Linked DNA regions of Homo sapiens: region 1 is linked to region 2. Evidence: chromatin loops called from intact Hi-C (ENCODE). Cell type or tissue: OCI-LY7. All regions are shown on one strand.

Region 1 (5,000 bases), 100 kb after region 2:
GCAGAGGTTTGTGACTTGCTAGATGCAAAGCCAGGCCTGCGTGCTCCAAACTTGTGTGCTCTCCACTCTGCTCTGTCCCTGTGAAGACTGCCTCTGCCTGCCTGGGGCAGACCTTCTGGGGCCCACCTTCTGGTGCAACAGAGCAGAGGGGGGCATTACATACTTTTGGAATGACCGACTGAGGCTCTGCACTGCCTAGGTGCTCAGTTCGATGCTGACTGCCCCTGCCTACCCTGCCTTCCCAGAACAACAATCACTGTATTTCACTGATTAGCCACCAGGCTAAGGACAGAACAAGAAAGAGTCTGGCTGTTTTGAGACATCGTGGAGCTGTCAAACCCACCCTGAAACTGCCAACCTTCAGGCTTCTTGCTAGGTAAACAAAGTGCGTTGTTGTGGTGGTTTCAGACTCTGCTGGTTGCGTTTCCTGTTACCTGCAGCTCAAAGTATTCGTGATTAATATTCCTCTTTAAGGAGTGAGGTCCAGCTGCCCTGGCCTTCCCACGGGACTGCTCCGCGGTGGACAACTACGGCATGGACCTGAAGGCACCGGGCTCCACTGAAGCCCTCGGGAGCCGGCACTGAGACCTGGCCCAGTCCTTCCTCCCACTCCCACTCACCAGCTCAGCTGATCGCCCGCAGCCACCCCATCACCCTCCTCAGGCTTCTGTGCTTCTGAACACACTGCCCTTCTTCCAGGAAGAAATGTGCTCCTCCCCACCTCAACTCGTGCTCCTAAGCCCAGATCAAAGGTCAGGTCTCCTGGTGGAGTCTGCCCTGACACCCCCCACCCCGCCAGGGCCTATTCCTTCCAGCTAGCAGCCAGTAGCATTTTCCACAGACCACAACTCTAAGCACTGCTTAGTGGAGTGATTAAAATAACTCTGTTGGGCGATCTCTTTGTTTCTACATCTCTCTCTCCCAGGAGTCTGTGAGCTCTTTAAGGGTGGCGGTTATAGCTCACAAATGGACTAACTGTCTACCCCAGATGGGACCTGGGCCATGATAAACCTGCAGTACCTGTTTGCTGAATGACTGAATGAAAGATGAGGCTGTATTCACCAGCACAATAAACCTTTATAACAGTGTAAATGAAACACCTCCACACTTGGGCACTCATTGATCCCTTACTAGCTATTGTGTGGAAATCCTAATCCTTCTTCCAACTTGCAATCCTCTGAATACATTTTTTTTTTGAGACAGAGTCTCACTGTTGCCCAGGCTGGAGTGCAGTGGCACGATCTCGGCTCACTGCAACCTCCAACTACTGGGTTGAAGTTCACCTGCCTCACTCGGCCTCCCGAGTAGCTGGGACTACAGGCGTGTGCCACCATGCCCAGCTAATTTTTGTATTTTTAGTAGAGACAGGGTTTCACCACATTGGCCAGGATGGTCTCGATCTCTTGACCTCGTGATCCACCCGTCTTGGCCTCCCAAAGTGCTGGGATTACAGGCGTGAGCCACCGTGACCCTTTGAATACTTTTAAAAAGTACCACGTCCCTCCTTAATCTGTCCTCCAACATCCTCAGGACCTGTGACCACTCCACTCTGATAATGATCTCCAGAGCCTTCACCCTATTCTGACCGACCCCTCTGGATATAGGCCAGCCATGCTGTCCATCTGGAAATGCAGTGTGGGAACCCACACGCCACATTTACCTGTCCTTGCTAGATACTGTATTTCTATTACTGTACTCAGTGACTATGTGAAATTTTTATTAACCCTACCATGTGGAGCTGACTCCAATAGTTGTGGAAGATGCTCCCCCTGGGCTCACAGCATTTAGCTTTTCTAGACCCCCTTGCAGCCAGAAGTAGCCCTGGGACTTCTGGCCACAGAGATGGAAGCGGGTGTCTCTTGGGCGGCTCCTGGGGAAGGTTTTGCTTTCTTGGTAACAGAGACACAGACAGTTGGTACTTTCACCTGTGCTTCCTACCGTGAGAATGCAAGCACGAGGATGAAACCAATGTGGTCAAGAAGGTTAGGCAGAAATACAGAAGAAGCCACTACTGAACGAATTCATTCTAGATGGACACAGATGTTGTCACTCAAAGGGAAACCCAGCAGGTCTCTCAGTTCTCTCTCTTTTTTTTTTTTTTTTTGAGATGGAGTCTCACTCTGTTGCCCAGGCTGGAGTGCTGTGGCACGATCTTGGCTCACTGCAACTTCCGCCTCACCGGTTCAAGCGATTCTCCTGTCTCAGCCTCCAGGGTAGCTGGGATTACAGGCGCCCACCACCACATCCAGCTAATGTTTGTATTTTTAGTAAAGATGGGGTTTTACCATGTTGGCCAGGCTGGTCTTGAACTCCTGACCTCAGGCGATCTGCCTGTCTTGGCCTCCCAAAGTGCTGGGATTACAGGTGTGAGCCACTGCGCCTGGCCTCTTTCAGTTCTAAGGGGGAATCGGTGAGATGGAAAAGTTGGGAGGATGGGATGCAGACACAGACAAATCCTGCCCAGACTCCAGCACCTACCAGCTGTGTGAGCCTGGGTAACTCCTCGGCCTCTCTGTGCCTCAGTTCCTCCTCTACAGAATAAAGATGACCAAAGCACTCACCTTCCAGGGATGTGTGAGGAGGAGTGTATACATTTCAAGCACCAAAATAAATGCTATCCTCTACAAACATATCAACCACAACATGATTGAGAATTTCAAGCACCCCATAAGAGATTTTTAAATCACAAATATGCAGAAGCTATTTTTTTTTCAGCCAGAAACTTGTCTTGAAAACTATTTTCCAAAGGAATAACTCTTTCCAGACCCAGCGTGGAAAGTTCCATCCATCTCCTAATTTGCTGAGCCACCCTTCCTCAAAACCCTGGCTGCCTCTCCCCTGTATTTTTTTTAACCATAAACCACAAGAGAAACCCTAAAATACCTTACAGAGGGTATTGCTTCCGCAACCCACAATGTTAAAGTCGATGTAACTAACTATAGTACCTAACAAAAGGAAATGTCAGTGAGATAAAGAAAGGTTTTCTAAAACTCCCCAGGTAAGAAGTGAGGCTGTGAAGGCAGAGGCTTGAAGTGGCTGGCTGAGGTACAGATGGCATTTGTTTTCACTCCCCACTTGGGAGTGTAAAAGGTATTGCTGACAATCTGGATGGTCAGGGGTGGAGTGGGCTTTGTATTAGTCAGGGATCTCTAGAGAAAAGGAACTAGGCTGGCTGTGGTAGCTCATGCCCGTAATCCTAGCACTTTGAGAGGCCAAGGCGGGAGGATCACGAGGTCAGGAGTTCAAGACCAGCCTGGCCAACATGGTGAAACTCTGCCTCTACAAAAAATATAAAAATTAGCCAGGTGTGGTGGCACGCGCCTGTAGTCCCAGCTACTCAGGAGGCTGAGGCAGGAGAATTGCTTAAACCTGGGAGGTGGAGGTTACAGTGAGCCAAGACTGCCCCACTGCACTCCAGCCTGGGAAACAGAGTGAGACTCCGTCTCAAAAAAAAAAGAAAAAAAAAAAAAAAGAGAAAAGGAACTAGCAGAAAGAAAGAGAGAGAGAGAGAGACAGACACACACACACACACAGGAGAAAGAGCGAGCGCTTAAGGAATTGGCTTATGCAGGTGTGAAGGCTTAGCAAGTTGAAAATCTGTAGGGTGAGCTGGCAGGCTGGAGATCCAGGAAACAGATGCTGTCCAAGTGCAAGGACAAGGGGAGCCTGCTGGCCAAGTTCCCTCTTGTTCTGGGGAGGTCAGTCTTTTTCCTATTCAGGCCTTCAACTGATTGGACGAGGCCCACCCATGTTATTGAGGGCAATACGCTTTACGCGGGTCTGGTGATTTAAATGTTAATCTCATCTAAGGCATACGTTCACAGAAACATCTAAAATAATGTTTGACCAACTATCTTTCTCCCCTGGCCTAGCCAAGTTGACACATAAAGTTAACCACTACAGGGTTTATACTGCACCAACACAAACAAGTTCAAACAGTAGACCCCTCTGTCTGTCCCTAAATTCTCTGTCTGTCTCAGCCCCTGTGGTCTGGCTGGTTCTTCTCTCCCCCTCCCTTCTCCCCTGGCTCCGTCCTTCCCTTCTGGGAAGACTCCAGGCTCCGTCCTTCCCTTCTCTACCTTCCCCAGCAGGAGCGAGGCCCAGTTCCCCTCCTCAGGGCTTGCACAGTGGTTCTCCACCGCACTTTGCAGTGCTCTATCAACTTCTAAGTTTCCCGTGTCCCTTGAGGAGGAGACCTGGGGGACACAGCCGGGAAGGGGCGGAGCTGGCACCTGAACCCAGCTCTTCTGATGCGGAGACTAAGCTGTGACCCCATTTCAGGCTGCTTACGTCCCAGTGATCAAAATGAGCTACCTGGGATCATGCCAGGTGGGCTCATGGGCAAACTTAAAGACATTTTTAGAGGGACATTAAATTTTTCCTCTCCTGCATTATTTACTTTAATGCAGGATAGGAAAAAAACACGAACATCAAAGCCATGATTTCATGGATATAATTATATAGGATGAGGTCAAATTTTAACAGATAAGCTAATGAAAAGAAAACCCTACGAAAATAATAATGAAGGTGGCATGGGGGTAGACACAAATCACAAATGAGCTACATGAAAGACAGAAGTTTGGAGGGCACTGGCCTAGATCAAGATCTCCTTAGTAAGGCAGTAAAGAGTTAAACTGTCCTGAATCCCCCTGCTTCTCATGGGGTGATGGCCTCAAGCTAATTAGGAGACACTGAGGGTTTGGGTTTTTTTTTTTCTAAAACCAGAAGAGTGGAAGTCTGGGACTATACTCTTATTTCTTTGAGCTCACTAAGGGAATAAAACCTATTCACCAGTTCTATCCATAGGGGAAGGCAAAGGCCTTAATTTCCAAGTAAGAATCTGCTCCTCCCCACAGCCTGAAACCTGACCTGTCTGTGAATGTGGTGGCCACCCAGCCAGTGACCGCTCATTTGCCAGGGACACAAAGACCATCACAAAGGCTGCACTGGAGTCAGAATCTTGGGCTGGCACTTAGCTTGGCTACTAACTTAGACTGGGT
Region 2 (5,000 bases):
GGGCACAACAGCTGCGTTAACAGGTTACTGTGAGGAATGACTGGGCTTCAGACACATAAAGCACTTAGAAGAATGCCTGTGCGGCCGGGTGCGGTGGCTCACGCCTGTAATCCCAGCACTTTGGGAGGCCGAGGCGGGCGGATCACGAGGTCAGGAGATCGAGACCATCCTGGCTAACACGGTGAAACCCTGTCTCTACTAAAAATACAAAAAAAATTAGCTGGGCATGGTGGCAGGCGCCTGTAGTCCCAGCTACTCGGGAGGCTGAGGCAGGAGAATGGTGTGAACCCAAGAGGCGGAGCTTGCAGTGAGCCGAGATCACACCACTGCACTCCAGCCTGGGCAACAGAGTGAGACTGTCTCAAAAAAAAAAAACAAAGAATGGCTGTGCATAGGAAGAACACAGTAAATGGCAGCTGCTAATAATATCCCTGCTACTGACCCCAAGCTCAGTGCTGAGATTTAAGTCCTGGTACCTACACGACCCTAAGCTCAGTGCTCTCCCACTGCACTTGCCAGGCCCCCAGTCTCCCCCTTGCCAGGGTCAGGGCATCGCTGAGACAGGTGCGCAGATCAGCCACTAGCCAGCTGATGGCAAGCTTGGGGGCTGGCAAAGGTGCCTGGCAGACTGAGGGGCCCAGGAAATACAAAAAAGAGTGCCCAGTCCTGATTATCCAGTAATTATCCTACTGTGAGCCCCATCATCAGCCGCCTCCCCAAACCCAAGGGAACTCAAGCCCCTACCTCTTTCGGGAGCCCCCAAAGAGCAGGCAGGCAATGGCCTTCTTCATGTCTGTGCCCCCAAAGATGGAGGGGGCGATGCTCTTGGAGATGACCTCATAGACATTTGGGAGGGCAGCCAGGCGACGGAACTCCTCCTCCTCCTGGGGGCTCACGGCCCCAGCAAAGCTGCGGCCTTGGTAGGCAAAGCAGGCGCATGAGTGAGTACAAGGGAGCTCTTCCAGCCCACTGCCCATCCTGGCACCAGCTCAGGGACCTCCCAGAAGGCAGAGCCCTTAGGGCCCTTAGGGCCAGGACAGCACAACCTATCTGAGTAAACAGAGATCCCAGCTCTCAAGCCCTCAGGAATGGGCCTGGTGTGTTCCAGGGTCCAAAGGGTGAGGGGAAGTGGGGAGAAGGGTTCTGAGCAAACAGAGGGCCAGATGGCATAGGACCTTGGAAACCACTGGAAGGTCTCCCCTTTCAGCCGAGGAGTGATATAGTGTCTTGGTCATGACAGCATCGCTCACTGGCTGCTGCAGAACAGAGAAGGTAGGGCAAGGTGGAGACGAACACTGGGGAGGATCAACGGTGATCCAGGGAGGGCTGACAAGGGCTCAGAGCAGGTGGGGAGGATGAGAAGTGGTCAGATCCTGGACACGTTTTAAAGGTGGAGCTGGCCAGAGTTCCTGAGTGATTAGATGTGGGGGATGAGAGAAAAGAGCACCAAGGGTGACTTGGGGGTTTTTGTCTGAGCAACTGAAAGGGTGAAGATGGGAAGACTGAGAGGAGCCAGTCTGAGGGTGGGGAAAGGGGAGCTTAGCTTCAGCCATGTAAAGTTCGAGATGCCTTTCAGATATGTAAGTGAACATGTCAAATCAGCAGTTGGTTATTAAAGTCTGGAACGTGGGGAGAAGCCCAGGCTAGAAATGGAAATGTGAGAGCTACTTACCTGTCAGTGGTTTTAAAGTTGTAATAATCTAGGTAGTTTGTGTAAATGTGGGGTGGGCCATGGACTGAGCCCTGGGGAAGCCACCCCTCTGAATCAATTCACTGCAGCCAGAGGGCTGAAACAAACCTGAAAACCCTCAGTGGCCCCTGCTGCCCTCAGGTGTAAGCAGGAGCTCCCCATCTCGGCACTCAAGGCCTCTTACACCACCTGGCCCCTCATCCCCTAGACTCCCACTCGGCCCTCCAGCCACTCAGTACCTTGCCCAGGCCGGGGTTTTCACCTGCTCCTGCCATCCCCTCCCGCCTGGAAGTTCTTCCACATCCACCACTCTTCAAAGCCCAGCTCAGATTAACCTCCTCCCAGAAAACCTTCCCCAAGGCCCAGCCCCGACCTCCTCCTTCTCAGACCTCCTTTAGCACCTCCTTGGAACTGCGTGACCCACAACAGCCACCACTTTACCCACATGTCCCCAGCGGTCTCACAGTTTTCTTATTTCTCCAACTAGACACTAGGCGGCTGCCTGCCTGGAACCCTGCGTTTCACTTCTCTTGTATTTCCTGTCACAGAAGTGAAGACTTGGCTTTCAGTAATTCCCCAGTGATTTGACCTCAGTCCTTCTGCCTTAATCCTGCACTTAGGCAAACACCCTCAGCCCAGGAGCCACAGCTAGGACCAATGTGTGGAAGTTCCAGGGATCACTTAATATAAAAATGAACGTTCTAATGATATGAGCAACACAAGGACATCCTGGGCTACCTCATGAAGTAACGAGCTGCCTGTTACCAGAAGTATGCAAGCACAGCCTTTTAGCAGGGCTAAGCCAGGACCCCAAAGCCAACTCACCAGAGCCATCTGTGTCCACCTGGATGCCCAGGACACGGATGTAGGAGCTTCGGATGCCCACGCCCACCCTGTCACGGCCCCTGCTGGTAGTCAGGCCAAACTTCTTGATGGAGTAGATGCCCATGATGGTAACCCTGTTCCCAGGGACGACCTTGTCACACAGGTACCTGAGAGGAGGGTAGAGGAGAAAGGAGAAAAGCTGAGATTCTGACTTGGACAGCAAGTCTCTGATTCCACCCATGCCCAGGACACGCAGGGTCCACTGCAGCATTTTTGCCACAGGCACCACATGCTGAGCTGGCTCCAGCCCCACGGAGCCCAGAGAACGGCCTCTCTCCCCACGTCACTCAGCCCATGCTCAGCTGCTTGGAGGATGGTGTTGCCCACAGTGACAGCCAAACAGAAAGGCAGGTGGTGGCCTGACTCTCGCTGAACTCGCTAACTCATTTGTACGCTGGTTTAGGAGGCTTAGTGCCAGCCCACAGAGCCCTCCAAAAGCCCCATCTCCACGTGTCTGCTGTCAGCTCACTGTGTGGTGCCCTTTAGCCTCTCAGGGCAAGACTTCCTCTTCACGCCCCCCAGCCTCCTTGAGGGGCCACTCGCCCTTTTTGCCTCTTCATGGCTCTGTGAGCTCATTTTGCCTCTGGGTTTTCATTTCCTGTTTTCAAAATGAGATGTTGAAACAGGGAAGTCTCCAAGTCCCCCAGTCAGAGACAGGGTGGTGTGGAGGGACACTTAGTCGCTGTGTGACCTCAACGAAGTCATTGCACCTCTGAGCCTAGGGGGATGACGAAGTGGCCTGCCTCTCATGTTGTGGAGTCAGGTGAGGCAGCAGACATAGAAGTGCTTTATACCATCAGGCATCACAGCTCCAGAAAAGACCATCACCGTCACTCCATGAGCCTCCAACTCCCCTCTTCCCATACCCACTTCGTAAGTTTTCAGGATTCATGAACTGCTTGGAAAATCATACATCCTGATTACGTAATCTGCATGAAGGAATTGTGCTAAACACCACATGCATTTTCAAGCAGCCCTCTGAGAGATTAAGGACTGTCCTTATCCCCATTTTACTGATGAGGAAACTGAAGCTTGACAAAGTCACATAACTTGCCCAGGGAGCAAGAGCCTGACCCCTACATACTCTGTTGCCACTAATGAAGTTAACAGAAGCTACAGATCCGCTCTCCTCAGAACATCTGCATGCAATTTCAGGATATGCAAGCCCAGGTTAGAACCCTAATCAAAGATCTCAAAACCTTCCACCCAGGTTACTATGAGGGGCCCAAGCTCAGTACCCTCTCCCCCTCAGTAGAATCTTTTTTGTTTTCCTTTTTGAGACAGGGTCTCGCTCTGTCACCCAGGCTAGAGTGGAGTGGTGTAATCACAGCTCACTGCAACCTCAACCTTCTGGGGTCAAGTGATTCTCCCACCTCAGCCTCCCAAGTAGCTGGGATTATAGGTGTCTGCCCCAACACCCAGCTAATAAATTTTTTTTTTTTAGATACAGGGTCTCAGTATGTTGCCCAGGCTGGTCTTGAACTCCTGGCCTCAAGCAATCCTCCTGTCTCAGCCGCTCCAAGTGCTGGGATTACAGGCATGAGCCACCGTGGCTGTTCAGCAGGATCTTAACAGAAAGCCTGGGGTACGCTGGGCGCAGTAGCTCACGCCTGTAATCCACGCACTCTGGGAGGCCAAGGCGGGCGGATCATGAGGTCAGGAGATCGAGACCATCCTGGCTAACAAGGTGAAACCTCATCTCTACTAAAAAATACAAAAAATTAGCTGGGCATGGTGGAGGGCGCCTGTAGTCCCAGCTACTCGGGAGGCTGAGGCCGGAGAATGGCATTAACCCAGGAGGTGGAGCTTGCAGTGAGCCGAGATCGCGCCACTGCACTCCAGCCTGGGCTACAGAGCCAGACTCCGTCTCAAAAAAAAAAAGAAAGCCTGGGGTAGGAGGTGGGGTGTCAGGCTGGGAAGAGGCTTTGCCAGCTATTGGTTATCTAGCTGTGCATCCTGGGCCTCTTATCCTAAGAAGAACACAGACTTTGGAAAGCAATGCACATAGGCTGAAAGCCCGGCTCTCCTCCACACAGGAAGTCATTTAATCTCTCCAAGTTACATTTCCTCATCTGCAAAATGGGGCTGACATGCCCCTGCAGATTATGGAAAGACGAGATGAGAGGAACTTATGGAAGCATTAGGCACAGAGCAGGTGCTCTGCAACTGGCCACCTTCTCCACCCTACTCACCCTGCTCCAGATGACCCACTCCCAACACTCGGGTTAGGGCCACAGCTGGGACATCCACCGTCGTAGATGCCCACCTCCCAGCCCGTCTGCCTCACCTGTCGCAGTAGAGCTGCATGTGTCTGGGCATCTCCCCGTGGGGGACTGCATCAGGCAGCTCCTGCAGCTTCAGGGTCTGGAAGTCCACGCATTTGCATTTGTCGGGCATGATGAAGTACGGGTCCAATGGGCATTTG

The links. Hi-C counts contacts between places; a loop is a spot of excess contacts. Peaks named below come from ENCODE experiments on the same cell type or tissue, not always from the same donor. Only the 100,000 strongest peaks of a DNase experiment are listed, where the experiment ranks them.
Region 1: it touches region 2 in a loop (3.0-fold over the local background); 8 of 110 quality-filtered maps call a loop at or near these places.

The regions. Positions count from the first base shown.
Region 1 is chr22:35,306,748-35,311,747 of GRCh38, reverse strand. All of the region lies in intron 1 of TOM1 (target of myb1 membrane trafficking protein), which reads right to left. Among named protein-coding and RNA genes, the nearest start is that of TOM1, 9.4 kb to the right of the region's middle. RefSeq lists an enhancer at 347-626 and a silencer at 2,443-2,512. In OCI-LY7, no CTCF peak of the experiment used is centred here; DNase peaks (open chromatin) are centred at 1,987 and 2,917; H3K4me3 peaks cover 284 bases; H3K27ac peaks cover 1,035 bases.
Region 2 is chr22:35,408,426-35,413,425 of GRCh38, reverse strand. It overlaps MCM5 (minichromosome maintenance complex component 5), which reads right to left. Exons shown (of 17, transcript NM_006739.4): 6 at 4,863-5,000; 7 at 2,516-2,682; 8 at 745-916. Among named protein-coding and RNA genes, the nearest start is that of MCM5, 11 kb to the right of the region's middle. RefSeq lists enhancers at 2,778-2,917, 2,998-3,217, 3,308-3,367. In OCI-LY7, CTCF peaks have their summits at 1,969 and 2,175; DNase peaks (open chromatin) are centred at 2,215 and 3,125; H3K4me3 peaks cover 2,348 bases; H3K27ac peaks cover 4,231 bases.